2 separate regions of the Homo sapiens genome follow, and region 2 is linked to region 1. A link is a loop called in an ENCODE intact Hi-C map of the cell type or tissue named here. Cell type or tissue: PC-9. All regions are shown on one strand. Each heading gives the region's core, and the rest is flanking DNA. Links, peaks and the distances in the headings are about the cores only.

Region 1 (2,919 bases), core at 187-2,686:
GGATGCACATGAGCATACGAAACTCTTAGAAGGACTTAGGCAGGAAGCACAGGTGATAGGCAGAATGTGTGATATGAGGGTAAGGGCTGAGCAACCAACGCAGAGGAATTGGAGAGGCCAGAATAATCAGAAAAGCTTTGGAGGGGGTAGGATGTGACCTACATTTTCAGAACAAGAGTGGAGTAGAAAAGGCATTCCAGGTGGGATAAACAGCGGAGGCAAATACATGAGAGGGAATTAAATCTGTTGTGATTTATTTGATAGTAAGATTGACCTGCCTGGCATCGAGTTGAAGTAGAGGCAAAAGACACTGAATATTTGCAAGGAGGTCCTTAGAATGGAGTGATATGGAAATAAGCAGCCATTATAGGTTCTTGAGCAGGAACATTTTGCATGAAAAGCACTGCTTTGGAATGATGAGTCTAGAAAGGTAACACTGACCTCTCTAAGGTGGCATTCTAGGGAGAGACCTGAGTATTTGGGGCTGAGATTGAGAGAGGAGCTTACTTTTCTTGGTATATTTTTATTTACTATTCAAGTTCTGCATCATGTGTGTTTACTGCCTATTTAATAATTATTTTTAAATTTAAAGAACCCATTGTGGCAGCAGGGGGAATTCTCTAAGCTCAGTTACTAAAGGGTTATGAAGCTGGGTATGGTAGCACACACCTGTAGTCTCAGCTACTTGGGAGGCTGAGGTGCGAGGATCGCTTGAGTTTAGGAGTTAGTGGGAGGATTTCTTGAGCCCAGGAGTTAAGAGACCAGCCTGGGCATCAAAAAAATTAAGTTAAATTAAAATGTTAAAAGGTTCTGTATATGGTGGAGATGGAGGAGATCGGGGGAGGAGATGAGAAAGGGGCAAGCATAAGTAGGAACAAATGCAATATTTCCCCAGCTGCGCGAGGGCAGGAGCAGGAAGAACTAAACCCAATTAGGAACAACAGAGGACAGATGAGTAGATAGCAGACATCTGACGGGAAATGGCCACGCCACACTTCTCACCCAGGCAGTTCAACGTAGGCAATTTCTGAGTGCCCTGGTATTTTTTGTGTAAGTGTCTAGAAAACAGATCACAAAGTTAGCCAAATTAAAAAGGAAGCAGGGAGTCCTATTTCTCCGAGAAGAAAGATTTACAGGTGGGATCTCAGGCAGGAGCCAAGCTGGAGAAGCAGGCTTGATTCCTTGTAGTGGGTGAGGAGACTGCTGGGAGAGGGCAGGGAAGCAGAGACCGGCAAAAAGCTGCCCCAACAAGAATCCTGTGCCTGCCAACCTGGTTTACAAACATTTCCCACTTTATCCCCCTCAGAAAGTCACAGCACCCATTTCATGTTCTGTGAGGCTCCCAAGGAGGGAAACTTCTAGTTTGCTGTCCTTTACCTCACCCCTGTGACCACAGCACTAATTTCTCATGAATTCTTGTTACCAATGAGATACAAATGTTTGGGGAGCTCTGGCCTGGTCTGATTTTGAGCTCTGTGGAAATACGCAGACCACGGGGGAGGAGGCCGGGAAATGGACTCGGTTTGAGGGCTTGCTCAAGGATGCGGTTTTGTTTTTCGGCTGATTTACTCCAAGACAGCCAGAGATTGTTCTGTCGTTGCCACAGAGGTGACTAAACAGGAAGGTAAGTTTGAGGTAGGAAGAAAACCATCCCCAGGAGTTTCATGTAGCAAAGAAGGAAGTAGCTGTTACAAATGGGTGACAGTTTACATGTGGGTCTAACAGTCTCAGCTCTGTTGTTCAATCTTTCAGTTATACTCAGAGAGTAAGCGGGAGGAGCCTTGGGGCTGCTATTGAGTGCAGCATCCTGAAGGCTGTTCTTCAAGTGTTACTCAGACTACTATCCCAAGAGCACTCAAGGCAGTTCTTCCTCCATCCCTGCTCCCTAGCTCCCTTGGCTTTGATGAGTTTATTACAAAAGGGCTATTCACTTTAGAATAGGAGGGTAATTAAGACTCCTGGTCTGCAGCCCAGATTTACTGCATTTTACAAGTTAATAATATGATTTTTTTTTGTAGCTCCAATTGATTGGTAACAGAAGATGAAGACAACAGCATAACTAAATTATTTTAAAAACTAAAAAGCCATCTGATTTCTCATTTGAGTATTACAATTTTTGAACAACTGTTGGAAATGTAACTTGAAGCAGCTGCTTTAAGAAGAAATACCCACTAACAAAGAACAAGCATTAGTTTTGGCTGTCATCAACTTATTATATGACTAGGTGCTTGCTTTTTTTGTCAGTAAATTGTTTTTACTGATGATGTAGATACTTTTGTAAATAAATGTAAATATGTACACAAGTGACTAGGTGGTTTGGCTACTGTTTTCCTAAGATAGAAAAATAAGGGTCACATACCCTTTTAAAATCTATACTCTTTCTCCCTTGCTTTAGGGGAAAAATAATTCATTGTAGGGTCATTCATGGAGTGAGGGAGAAAAGTACTGTCCCTCACTGGGTTCCACTGCTGTCAGTACGAGGCAAGTGAACACATGGGTCTTTACTTCTAGCTGCTTTTGAAAAGAGCAGATCACCACCATCCAGTGCAGTTGTATAACACAGGTGGGGCAGGGAGACTTCTCTCGCTGCCATTAATTAGCCTACTTAGTTTGTTGCATTGGTTAGCTGTCACATTGGGAGGTCAACAGCAGACAGTAGCTGGAAAACCGTAGTCATAACAAATACAGAGTGGCAGCCACTCCTGAAGTGGTGGACGGTGCCAGTTGCCTCTGGCAGCCATGTAAACCCAAGTCAATACATAGACGCTTTAGCTTGTGCCTGCACTGTCCCTGGAATTCCTGTCACATGAGAGTCTCCAGGCTGAAGGAAGAAATCAATATTTCTTGACTCCAAGATGGGCCTGTCAAGGTGGGTGGATCACAAGGTCAGGAGATCGAGACCATCCTGGCTAACACAAT
Region 2 (2,919 bases), core at 220-2,719, 540 kb before region 1:
AAATTACAGGTGTGAGCCAACACACCCAGGAACAAGTCCAACCCCACAAAAGTGGAGCTTAATTCCTAGGAAAATGAAAGAATTATACTTTCTGTGGTCAGCATTGTGCTGGCTGGCATACATTAAACATGTCAGACCTCCATAAGATACCAGTGGTGAGAGGATGAGCTAGAACATTCACCTTTTGACATCTCGGTCACTACCTTATTGTTTTAAAATAATCAGCAATTCCAAGTTTCAAGTGATTTGTAAAATTCTAGCGGCTATGCTTTATTGATTATTTTTTAAATTAAATTGTTCAAATTTATGTTTCAAATGAGCAGATCATTCTAAGAATCATATTTACTTTTCTGAACTTCTGGTGTTTTTGCTTGTTGCTTTGGGATAGGATGGGAAGGAGTAATTTTAATTGGCAGATAAAAGATTGTTCCCTATTAGGCACATTCTGAGAGGGAAAGTCATATTCTAACTTTTCCTGAGGTGTGTTCTGAGATAGTACTTTTATATGCATTGTCACATTTAATTGTCACAACTAGCCTAGGGATGGGATTTTTTATCCCCATTTTTAAGATGAAGATACTAAAGTTTAGAGCAGTTAAGGAGGTGGCCCCAAGGCCAACTTACCTTACAGAGCTGCTCCTAAAACTTTGGAACCGGATAGTCCCCATGGATTAATTTTGACCTGGCTCAAAGTCACAAAGCTGACAGCAGCCAATCAGGGACTAAAGGCCATTTTTCAGAACTTTCAATCCAGTTCTTGCCACTATAGTATTTTTTCTTCTTCTTCTTCTTCTTTTTTTTTTTGAGACGGAGTCTCGCTCTGTCGCCCAGGCTGGAGTGCAGTGGCGTGATCTCGGCTCACTGCAACCTCCACTTCCCAGGTTTAAGCAATTCTCCTGCCTCAGCCTCCCAAGTAGCTGGGATTACAGGCACCCACCACCACGCCCAGCAATTTTGTGTATTTTTAGTAGAGATGGGGTTTCGCCATGTTGGCCAGGCTGGTCTCGAACTCCTGAGACCTCAGGTGATCCACCTGCCTCGGCCTCCCAAAGTGCTGGGATTACAGGCCTGAGCCACTGCGCCCAGCCTATAGTATTTTTATAAAGCATAAATTATTCAGCAATGCATTCAGATATTTAACCCACACATCGGTAAGTGTTTAGGTATTTGCTGTGGTGTAGAGACATGGCTCAACAAATCCAAGACAAAAACCAAAAACCCAAGTCCTGCCATTTTATAAATGACCACTAGGTAGCAGCCTAGTAACATAAAAACCAAACTGAGGCCCACCCTCCTCTGTTTCATTCTTTTTGTTTGAAGATATATAATGGTAATTCAATTTCATTTCATTTCATTTTGTGCCTTTCAAACATATGACTGTTTTCAACTTGTCCTTTGACATAGGCTCGATCAGGATGATACTATAGTGAGAACAAATGTGGTTATAATTTGTAAAGCCAAGAGACTTTACAAATTATTTTGTTATACCAATATTTTTTCAGTACTAGATTCCAAATTTCACTGTTCTTAAAATATTATTCCAAAAGTGGTTCAATGCAGGCTCTTTATCTTCTTCTTTTTTTTTTTTTTTTTTTTTGGTAAATGTACAGGTATTTTTTTCAGTTGGAGTCTTGTCTGTTACCCAGGCTGGAGTGGAGTGCAATGGTAGGATCTTGGCTCACTGCAACCTCCGCCTCCTGGGTTCAAGTGATTCTCCTGCCTCAGCCTCCTGAGTAGCTGGGATTATAGGCTTGTGCCACCACGCTCAGCTAATTTTTGTATTTTTAGTAGAGATGGGGTTTCACCATGTTGTCCAGGCTGGTCTTGAACTCCTGAACTCAGGTGATCCACTCGCCTCGACCCCCCAAAGTGCTGGGATTACAGGCTTGAGCCATCGCGCCCGGCCACAATTCTTTTTTTTTTTTTTTTGAGACAGAGTCTCACTCTGTTGCCAGGCTGGAGTACAGTGGCATGATCTTGGCTCACTGTAACCTCTGCCTCCTGGGTTCAAGTGACTCTCCTGCCTCAGCCTCCCGAGTAGCTGGGATTACAGGTGCCCGCCACCACGCCTGGCCAATTTTTGTATTTTTAGTAGAGATGGGGTTTCACCCTGTTGGCCAGGCTGGTCTCGAACTCCTGAACTCAGGTGATCCACCCGCCTCGGCCTCCCAAAGTGCTGGGATTACAGGCATGAGCCATCACACCTGGCCCACAATTCATTGTTTAAGTAAATTTATAAAGTTGTGCCATCACCACCAGAATCCAGTTTTAAAACATTTCTATCACTCAAAAACTTTCCTCAAAGCTGTGTGCAGTCAATCCCAACTGCCACCCCCAGCTAGTCCCAAGGCAACCTCTGATATGCTTTCTGTCTTTATAAGTTTGCCTTTTCTGGACATTTCATATAATGGAGTCATGTAATATGTAGTCTCTTGCCTCTGTCTTCTTTCACTTACATAATGCTTGTGAGGTTTACCCATGTTGCACATGTATCAGTATTTCACTCCTTTTTATTGCTGAGTAATATTCCATTGTGTTCATTCACCAGTTGGTGGACATTTGGATCATTTTCCCTTTGGAATTATTAGGAATAATATTGCTATGAACATTAATGTTAAAGTCTGTTTTATTGTTTTTGTTTTTGTTTTTTTGTTTTTTGTTGTTGTTGTTTTTGAGATGGAGTCTTGCTCTGTCACCCAAGCTGGAGTGCAGTGGCATGATCTTGGCTCACTGCAACCTCCAGCTCCCAGGTTCAAGCAATTCTCCTGCCTCAGCCTCCCGAGTAGCTGGGATTATAGGCTCGAGCCACCACGTAAGCTAATTTTTATATTTTTAGTAGGGACAGGGTTTCACCATGTTGGCCAAGCTGGTCTCAAACTCCTGACCTCAGGTAATCTATCTGCCTCAGCCTCCCTAAGT

What was found. Peaks named below come from ENCODE experiments on the same cell type or tissue, not always from the same donor. Only the 100,000 strongest peaks of a DNase experiment are listed, where the experiment ranks them.
Region 2: it touches region 1 in a loop (8-fold over the local background); 8 of 110 quality-filtered maps call a loop at or near these places.

Annotation. Positions count from the first base shown.
Region 1 is chr1:116,513,922-116,516,840 of GRCh38, reverse strand. CD58 (CD58 molecule) reads left to right here. Exons shown (of 6, transcript NM_001779.3): 6 at 2,019-2,307. The coding sequence ends at 2,028. Among named protein-coding and RNA genes, the nearest start is that of LINC01762, 37 kb to the right of the region's middle. In PC-9, for the core only: no CTCF peak of the experiment used is centred there; DNase peaks (open chromatin) are centred at 1,590 and 2,640; H3K4me3 peaks cover 1,451 bases; H3K27ac peaks cover 2,500 bases.
Region 2 is chr1:117,053,862-117,056,780 of GRCh38, reverse strand. The region is part of intron 1 of CD101-AS1 (CD101 antisense RNA 1); the gene reads left to right. Among named protein-coding and RNA genes, the nearest start is that of CD101-AS1, 4.2 kb to the left of the region's middle. In PC-9, for the core only: a CTCF peak has its summit at 1,249 (motif pointing right); a DNase peak (open chromatin) is centred at 1,240.